Regions from separate parts of the Homo sapiens genome. Here region 2 is linked to region 1. The links are chromatin contacts, found by Hi-C or POLR2A ChIA-PET in ENCODE. All regions are on one chromosome and are shown on one strand. The core of a region is the stretch at or near the end of the contact, and the rest is flanking DNA. Distances in the headings are between cores, read along the strand shown.

Region 1 (4,889 bases), core at 945-3,444:
GGCAGGGGGGGAAGATGGCTTCTACCTTGCAAGATTCTACAGGGACATATAATCTATGCCTACCATGCCCATAATTTAATAAATAAATGTTAAGCCCCTGCATTAATTTAGAGAGAGAACTTCGTATAATATGAATCTTTTTGGATCTCCTGAAGAAATATGCCCAGAGAAATTACAGGGATTTTGAAAAGTTAAAAACAAAGCCAGGAGGCAATCTATGTCTTCTCACTGGTTCTCAAACTTCAGCATCAGAATTACTTGGAAGACTTGACAAAACGCAGGTTACCGAGCTGCAGCCACACATTTCTGATTCACTAGGTCTGGGGTGGAGCCCAAAGATTTACATTTCTAACAAGTACCCATGTGATGCTGATGGTGCTGGTTCAGGGGACACTCTGAGAACCACTGTCCTTCATGAAGGAAGGGCATAAAGAAGCCAAATCAGGAGCTCAGCTCTCACCTCTAAGAGGGCACAGCCACACATGGTGTCACACTAAGCACCTGAGAAAGATCCATAAGAGATGGTTCCTTAATCAAGTATGTAACCTCATTGTTGTGAAGAAAGCTGCTAGTGGGATGGGAATTGTGGGATGTGGTGAGAAAGAAGAGAGGCGGAGTACACGGCTGCGAGGGGAAGACCAGACAACAGTAGGCATCGGTGTATGCGTGAAAATAGTGACTAAATTCATATTCATTGAACAGATATTATTGAGCAACTATGATGTGCCAAAAACTTGGCTAGATGTTAGGGACTCATCAGTGATCAAAACAGAAAATGTTCCTGCTCTATGAACATTCTAGTTAGGTGAAACAATAATTAATTGTACAAAAAAATATATCAGATATATCAGTAATATAGAAATGCTATGGAGAAAAATACAGGGTAGAGTAAGTGAGGATTAAGTGTTCTTTTTTATTTCTACACAGGGTGATACAGGAACGATGTCCACCAGATATCACACTAAGAACTGCCACAAGAAAATGAGACAATTCTAATGTGTAACTTTGCAATCACTTTTCTCCCAGATGCCAGGATTAGTATAAAGAGCTCCAGATAGTGAGGGTGCAGAATTCATAAAAGTCCATCTGCCTGGAGCTCTGTCCTATTCATATATTCACAAGTCTCCTGGTTTAATTAAGTAAATCTGGGAGAGAAGAAAAAGTATTTGTTGGTTTTGTAGTCAGTCAGCTTTACAGATTCCCCACTATATTCCATCATAGATCTGCCATGGATGATCAAGCTTAGGAAAGACATTTGTACATCTTATATCTCAGGTATGAAATGAAACTTTTCTAACACATGACCATCATCAGAAAACAGGGATGCCGTTAGATTTAGTTACAGTTCTTATTATAGCAGCACTTCCTTCTTTCACTTTCAGGGTGGCAAAAAATAGGACTTAGGTCAGCTAATACTTCTGCAAGGATCTAGTATGAAGATAATCTAGTTAGAAGACACTGTTTGGTTAGTTTTCAATGATCCAAGGAAAGATTTGCCCCAGGGAGAATCCTTGCTCTTTTAAATTTATAAATGCATATATCCTAAGCAAATACTCACGTATTTTACCCAAATAAATCTAGAGTGCTCTTTAAAAAAAAAAGAAAGAAAAAAATAAAGAAACAAACCAAAAAACGAAAGCCTGAGAAAGGTCTCTCAGCCTCCCCCTTCTGTATTTCTCTCTATGTACTCACATGTGGATATTAATTTTATATTCTTTAAATTGGATTTCCCTCCACTTCCAGAATTCTCAGGCACTCAGACATTTAGTGAAATATGCTATTTGCTTTTGTATATTATTACTATTTAAACTCTTAATTTTCTGCATTTTCATGAGGTCACTTCCTAGACTCCTAGTTTCCTCTTTTAAACCACAGCTGCCTCAAGCTGACTATGCTCAAAAGAATAGGACTTATGAAAAAAGTAGGCATTGCTAATCCACTGCTAGTTGAAAATACTTTCTGAATTATCAGACCTTCTGTAAAAAGCCCATGATATGCTTCATTATGTAAACAAACCTCCTCTGTGTTGCTTTTTAAGCTTGAAAATATCAAAATCATGACATAACATGAGAAGAATTCCATTTTGACAAAATGAAAAACACAAAAATTCTTCTACCCAGAAAAAAAAGAAACAGAATGTAATGGGGGAAAATAAATGCAAAAATAGAATTGGCTAGAAACCAGCAACCACAAGAAAAGAAATATGACAGGAAATGGAACTAATCAGTTACTATAGTGAAGAGTTTTTTCCCCAGACTTTCTTAGGAGAAAAAGAGAAATTCTAAAGAAATGTAGAAACTAAGAGTTTGGACAAAGTTATTTATATAATCTTGAACTATACAAAATTCCCTGAGAATGTATATGTTTTTTGAAAGGACAATGGAGTTTTTATTTAGCGGAATTTTGAAAGTTTATCTTCTTTGGGATTCTTTTGGTAAAGCTTTAGTTAGAAGGGTTGGAACTTTTGAGGAGTAATTTCTATATAACTACACTATGATATCTTTTTCCAGAGGCAGAATTATCTTCCTTTCTAATTCAAGGCCACTCGAAGGCTTAGTCCATGCAGGAATGGGCTTGCTTTGTCAGAACCCTCTTCAGCTCAGCAACAGACATTGCCAACAGATTAGCCTTCCGTGAATAACAATTCTTCATACACTGGAAAATTTTTCACATGAAAATTGCTCCTTTGGGTTATTCTCCCATTACAACTTACTTTTATTATTGGGTTATTTTGGTATAGACTATATCAAGTTTTTTAGCTGTTTTATGCCTAGATAAAATTAGAAGACGTCATTTCTAAATATAGATATGAAAAATTAATCTCTATATTAAAAACAAATTTAGAAATAATTGTCATTTATTTGCTAGTTGTTTTGTGACTCTAAGTTTTAAAAAAATTAGTAGCTAATTCACTTAACAAAAGTCATTTCCAAAATGTTTGACAACCTCTGAGCATGTCTACAGAGATGGTAGATACAGAATAGTCTTTATTTAATTTCTAATATCCTACTGGAAAAATATGGATAAAAGCTAGAACGTATATTAAAAATAATACGGCTCATCTCCATTTAATTTATATACAAGAAAACCCAGGTCTCAAGATTTGAATTTCCTTATTCAAGGTAACACAGCTGCTTAGCAGACGAGACAAAAATTGAAACCAGGTCTCTGGATCCCAAGGGACACTGATGGTCCCTAATTATCATGGGGTAAGAGAGATCCACCAACAACCAAATAACAAACACAACAGGTAATGAATTGAAAAAAAAATTGATATTAACTTTTTTCACACCCTTTGTAATCCATAGAAGCTTATTCATAAATAAATTAGTGAATGTCTTGTGATTCAATTGAACCAACATTTCCCAGTGTTCAGGCAAGACAGAAAGACTGAAAAGAGGATGAATGATGAAAAGGTTCCTGAGTCAAAGTAATTTATTGAATTTTTCTTTTTCCAGCTCTATTATTTTACACATATAATAATGAAAGTTGATGAATGTATACTTTATGCAAGTGTGTTACATATATTACCTGGTAACATATTATATTGTATAGTGTATTGCATGTATTACCTTATTTATTTCCTTTTATTGCTATTATCTTAATGTTTAATCTCATGTTTCGAGGCTACTAACATAGCAATTATCATAAAGCTAACAGCCAGCATTTGAAACCAAATCTAAATGATTCCAATGTATATCTCTATCCAGTGAATTATATTGCTTAATTGTTGAAAACTCTCCCTGACTCTGGATTATGTGTGTTAAAAATAAAAAAAAGAAAAAAAAGAAAAAGACTAAAGAAACTACTTCTGCCTGTTGAAAAAAATCATATTTCTAAAATTAGATACAAATAACTATTAAAATTGATTCTAAATTGGGATAAATAAGATAAACAGGACTTTCAAAATGAATGCCTTTATGCATCACTGAGCATCTAAAATGCCTTCTCAAGGTTTCCATGCCAACCTTTCTAGAATGCTAAAATAAGCTGTGAAACAACATTTACTCATACCACAATATGTAGTTTTTGATGCACTAAATTGTTTCGCTGCATTTAATAAAAAAAAAAGCTCAAATAAATTTTGAGTATTTAGCAAATGGGGGAAGTAAAAATGGTACCAGTCATCAGTGAGCAGGCAAACAATGTAACTTTTGTTTGTCTAAATGAGACAAGCCTTAAGAAGGACTTAAACGGAACTTTTCATTTCTGCTAACATCCTTTTTATGTATATCCATAGTTAGTCATCGCTTTTCAAAATAGAGTTTTATAAAAGTTATGTTTAAATTATAAACAACACTAAGCACTTAACACTGAATATATAAAAGACAAATTTGGAAATCTAGGGCACTTCAATCTTTGATTCGGACCACCTGGCAAGAGAAAAATAAATGAATAAAAAGCCAAATGGAGCTGAATAGGTCTCATGCAGTTTGAAGAGATTTCTTTTTACCTGTCAAGCTCCTTAAAAGTAAATATTGCAGTTTGACTGCTGAATTACGACAGGAGCCTCCAGTGGAGAAGCAGCAGCTCCTGCAGGCTGGAAGAGATGGGCAAGAGAAGGGCCTAGCATTTGGGTCCAGCCTCCAGCATGCAGAAGACGTAGGCTGAGGAGCTCAGACAGGGTGGTTAGAAAGGGAATACTCAGGACAGCAATAGAGAAGGGCACACAGGGCGCTGGAATAGTAACAGCAATCCAACAACAGCAATGAGAGTAAGAGTGAATGTGGGCAACATCATAAACACTAAAATTATATCAAGCAACGCACTAAGTTCCAGAAAGACAGTAATGACAAGCCATGTGTGGTCTCTGACTTCAACAACTAGGAATCTAATTAATCTTTAAAACATGTTGATTAGGGAGGGAGAATAAAGCGAAATGCCATGAG
Region 2 (4,773 bases), core at 1,566-4,065, 1.2 Mb after region 1:
CTGAACCAACCAAATTTCACCCCTATGGCAGACACAGCTGCCTTTCATTGTCCATTGTCCATTTCTTCCATAACTAAGGTGCCCCAACTTGTTACCTAAGCACACAGCCATGGTTTGCTGAACTTCACTGCTGAACTGAATCACATTACCTTTTTATGTGCAATGTTCTTGGTACAAACAAAGCCATTGACAACCACAGAATCAAACTTCTTTCCACCTGGGATCTAATGGAACAATTAAGAAAACAATAAAATTCAATGATAACATGCTTAGAATCTAGTTAGATGTACGCTATTATTTCTTTCCATTTTTTTTAAACTATTATGTAATCAAATAAGAACAAAAAATTTCAGGAAATAATACTTCCTTTCAACCAACGATCAATGGCATCTCTGCATGACTCTGTTTTCCCATCCCCTGTTCTCTAATGTACTACCCTAGGACTCTAAAGTACTCACTGACTGAATAAACTAGTGCCATGTGGCAGTTAACACTATTGTTTAAGTTAAATATCATAGGGAAAAAGCACACACAGGACTCCATTACTATCTAAATCAGGGGTGTCCAATCTTTTGACTTCCCTGGGCCTCACTGGAAGAAGAATTGTATTGGGCCACACATAAAATCCACTAATAACAGCTGATGAGCTTAAAAAAAAAATCGCATTGTGGTTTTGATTTGCATTTCTCTGATGGCCAGTGATGATGAGCATTTTTTCATGTGTCTTTTGGCTGCATAAATGTCTTCTTTTGAGAAGTGTCTGTTCATATCCTTTGCCCACTTTTTGATGGGGTTGTTTTTTTCTTGTAAATTTGTTTGAGTTCATTGTAGATTGTGGATATTAGCCCTTTGTCAGATGAGTAGGTTGCGAAAATTTTCTCCCATTTTGTAGGTTGCCTGTTCACTCTGATGGTAGTTTCTTTTGCTGTGCAGAAGCTCTTTAGTTTAATTAGATCCCATTTGTCAATTTTGGCTTTTGTTGCCGTTGCTTTTGGTGTTTTAGACATGAAGTCCTTGCCCATGCCTATGTCCTGAATGGTAATGCCTACGTTTTCTTCTAGGGTTTTTATGGTTTTAGGTCTAACGTTTAAGTCTTTAATCCATCTTGAATTAATTTTTGTATAAGATGTAAGGAAGGAATCCAGTTTCAGCTTTCTACATATGGTTAGGCAGTTTTCCCAGCACCATTTATTAAATAGGGAATCCTTTCCCCATTGCTTGTTTTTCTCAGGTTTGTCAAAGATCGGATAGTTGTAGATATGCAGTGTTATTTCTGAGGGTTCTGTTCTGTTCCATTGATCTATATCTCTATTTTGGTACCAGTACCACGCTGTTTTGGTTACTGTAGCCTTGTAGTATAGTTTGAAGTCAGGTAGCGTGATGCCTCCAGCTTTGTTCTTTTGGCTTAGGATTGACTTGGCGATGCGGGCTCTTTTTTGGTTCCATACGAACTTTAAAGTGGTTTTTTCATCAGAGAAATGCAAATCAAAACCACAATGAGATACCATCTCACACCAGTTAGAATGGCAATCATTAAAAAGTCAGGAAACAACAGGTGCTGGAGAGGATGTGGAGAAATAGGAACACTTTTACACTGTTGGTGGGACTGTAAACTAGTTCAACCATTGTGGAAGTCAGTGTGGTGATTCCTCAGGGATCTAGAACTAGAAATACCATTTGACCCAGCCATCCCATTACTGGGTATATACCCAAAGGACTATAAATCATGCTGCTATAAAGACACATGCACACATTATGTTTATTGCGGCACTATTCACAATAGCAAAGACTTGGAACCAACCCAAATGTCCAATAATGATAGACTGGATTAAGAAAATGTGACACATACACACCATGGAATGCTATGCAACCATAAAAAAGGGTGAGTTCATGTCCTTTGTAGGGACGTGGATGAAATTGGAAATCATCATTCTCAGTAAACTATCGCAAGGACAAAAAACCAAACACCACATGTTCTCACTCATAGATGGGAATTGAACAATGAGAACACATGGACACAGGAAGGGGAACATCACACTCTGGGGACTGTTGTGGGGTGGGGGGAGGGGTGAGGGATAGCATTAGGTGATATACCTAATGCTAAATGACGAGTTAATGGGTGCAGCACACCAGCATGGCACATGTATACATATGTAACTAACCCGCACATTGTGCACATGTACCCTAAAACTTAAAGTATAATAATAATTAAAAAAAAAGAAAGAGACATAAAAAAGTTAAAAAAAAAAATCGCAAAAAATGTCATAATGTTTTAAGAAGTTTATGAATTGGTGTTGGGCCAGATTCAAAGCAGTCTTGGGCTGCATGCAGCCCACAGGCCACGAGTGGGACAAGCTTGATCTAAATAAAGCAAATTACCCACTGCTTTTCCTCCAAACAGTGATCACAATCTGTGAGAACAGGCTTTCTCATAGCTGACTTGTCAAGAAGAGGAAGCAAGAAAGGAAGAACCTATCTCTGTTTGGGTTCCCAACTCATCTCCGATATAACTCATCCTTTCCATTGACCTTTCACTTCCTATGCGTGGCTTCCATGACTCCTAAGTGCGCTGCTAACAAAGCAGACAGCAAAACCTCCTACTCCTCACCTAGCACCCCTCAGGGTAATGACTCTTTTCAGATTACCATTAAGACAAAAATTACAATCAGTCCTGCCTCATCAGTTCCTAGCATTAGTAAAACATTAGCAGAGCTCACTTTTTTGATGTGGACAAACTGACGGATATCCATGTCATCATCCTGGTTCTTGACATCAGGTCGGACTGTCTGAACAACCTGGCAGACCAATGACACGATGATGTCCCTCCAAGATGATGACAGTGAGTCACTATGGAGCAACTGCTGGAGTAGTGCCATCATGTGGTTATGATTAGCTGAACTACAAAAATATTATAAGAAAGAAGTTTGCATAGTTAATACTGCCAGAGACAATAATTCTGATGATAAAACAAACAGCCTACAAAGAAATAAACATTTCAATTACGGCTCACAGATAAGATTTTCTAGGTCAATATCATTCTTTCATTATATCTGTACCTTAAGGATTTTGCATATAAATGAAATCTGAATATCTTCCACTAAGAAGTCCCCTGCAATTGACTGAAATGAAATTTTAACACGTAAAATGGGGACAGACAAGCACAGTTTGGGGCTTTTGTTTTTGTTTTTTTTCTCTGAGACGAAGTCTTGCTCTGTTGCCTAGGTTGGAGTGCAGTGGCGCGATCTCAGCTCACTGCAACCTCCGCCTCTTGAGTTCAAGCAATCCTCCTGTCTCAGCCTCTGAGTAGTTGGGATTACAGGCCAGCGCCACCACGCCTGGCTAATTTTTGTATTATTAGTAGAGACGGGGTTTTACCATGTTGGCCAGGCTGGTCTCAACCTTCTGAGCTTGTGATCCTCCCGCCTCAGCCTCCCAAAGTGCTGGGATTACAGGCGTGAGCCACTGCACCCAGCCGGGGCTCTTGGTTTTATAAGAAATTTAATCACAAGTCAAAATAGACTGTATTTCCTAAGTAACCTTAGTATTTTTTTACTTTCTAAGGAAAAAGAAAAAGACCTCCCTTTTTAAGAGGAATGATGCATATGCTTATCAAGTCACTGAAGATAATAAAAGTGAAAAATTAAAATTAAAAATTTCATTGCCTTACAGCAACCTCTCCATGGCTTGTTTCTCCCCATTCTCCTCCCTCAGGAGCTCCAGGTTGTTATGATGCCAGCCCAAAGGTGTGAAAGGCAGCTCTTTGGATTTTTCCTCTACTCGGCGATTAAATAAGGATTCTAAGTACAATATAAAATAAGAAGTTATTACTTCATTGTCCTGTTTTATACCATCTACTCATATATTTAGAAATTGCCCTTTGTCTTTATAAATGTTTTAAGTTAGCCAACATAAATTATTGGTGTAAAAAGGCAAGAACATGTAATAAACATATAAATAAAATGCATAAGAAAATACTTACAAATACATAAAATACACTAAAAATACAGAAATGCAAGAATTAAGAAGAGCAGTAATTGGCAACAGCCAAAATCAGAAACAGAACTGTGAAAATCAAATGTACGTAACTAAGACTCTCAAGCCAATAATTATAAGCACAGCTTCTGAAAAGCAAATAAAATGAAACTTTTGCTTCTCCTTTTAATTTTTAAAAACGAGGGTGTTAATTTCCCCTTTAAAATCACAAACTGGGCCGCGCGTGGTAGCTCACGCCTGTAATTCCAACACTTTGGGAGGCCGAGGTGGGCAGATCACCTGAGGTCAGGAGTTCGAGACCAGCCTGGCCAACATGGCGAAACTCCATCTCTGCTAAAAACACAAAAATTAGCTGGGCGTGTTGGCACACGCCTGTAATCCCAGCTACAAGGGAGGCTGAGGCAGGAGAATCACTTGAACCTAGGAGGCAGAGATTGCAGTGAGCCAAGATCGCACCACTGCACTCCAACCTGAGTGACAGAGCGAGACTCCATCTCAAAAAAAAAAAAAAAAAAATCACAAACTGAAAACTGCATTCAACAGAAATCTGAATGCTGGCAAAAGAACACATGATAGCGAGAGTGATGAATTTTCAAGAAAGAAGCTCAGCTCAGATATCACAAAACAACAGATGACAGTGTAGAAAGTCTATTCAGACAATCCTCAATAGTGTTTCTCTTTCAATATTGGCACAGGGGTTTTTTAACAAAATTTTAGCAAGACAGACTCAAAAACATAAATATTAAAACATAATAAATAGCATTTATGTAGAATTTGTGT

What was found. Hi-C counts contacts between places; a loop is a spot of excess contacts on that map. ChIA-PET counts read pairs that join two places held with the same protein, here RNA polymerase II (POLR2A). Pooled maps may share reads with other maps.
Region 2: a pooled map shows a loop between it and region 1 (9-fold over the local background). The contact joins two enhancer-like sites. A Hi-C loop is called at or near these places in 4 of 37 single-sample maps with no recorded cell type and 4 of 50 pooled maps. POLR2A ChIA-PET finds 5 or more read pairs at or near these places in 1 of 52 experiments (GM12878).

What each region holds. Positions count from the first base shown.
Region 1 is chr2:209,523,221-209,528,109 of GRCh38, reverse strand. The region is part of intron 2 of MAP2 (microtubule associated protein 2); the gene reads right to left. Among named protein-coding and RNA genes, the nearest start is that of MAP2, 100 kb to the right of the region's middle. Within about 2 kb of position 2,194, at least 5 of the 41 ENCODE cell types and tissues checked have a DNase peak (open chromatin) inside an H3K27ac peak, as active enhancers do.
Region 2 is chr2:208,313,318-208,318,090 of GRCh38, reverse strand. It overlaps PIKFYVE (phosphoinositide kinase, FYVE-type zinc finger containing), which reads right to left. Exons shown (of 42, transcript NM_015040.4): 14 at 3,668-3,797; 15 at 2,718-2,898; 16 at 150-224. Among named protein-coding and RNA genes, the nearest start is that of PIKFYVE, 49 kb to the right of the region's middle. Within about 2 kb of position 2,815, at least 5 of the 41 ENCODE cell types and tissues checked have a DNase peak (open chromatin) inside an H3K27ac peak, as active enhancers do.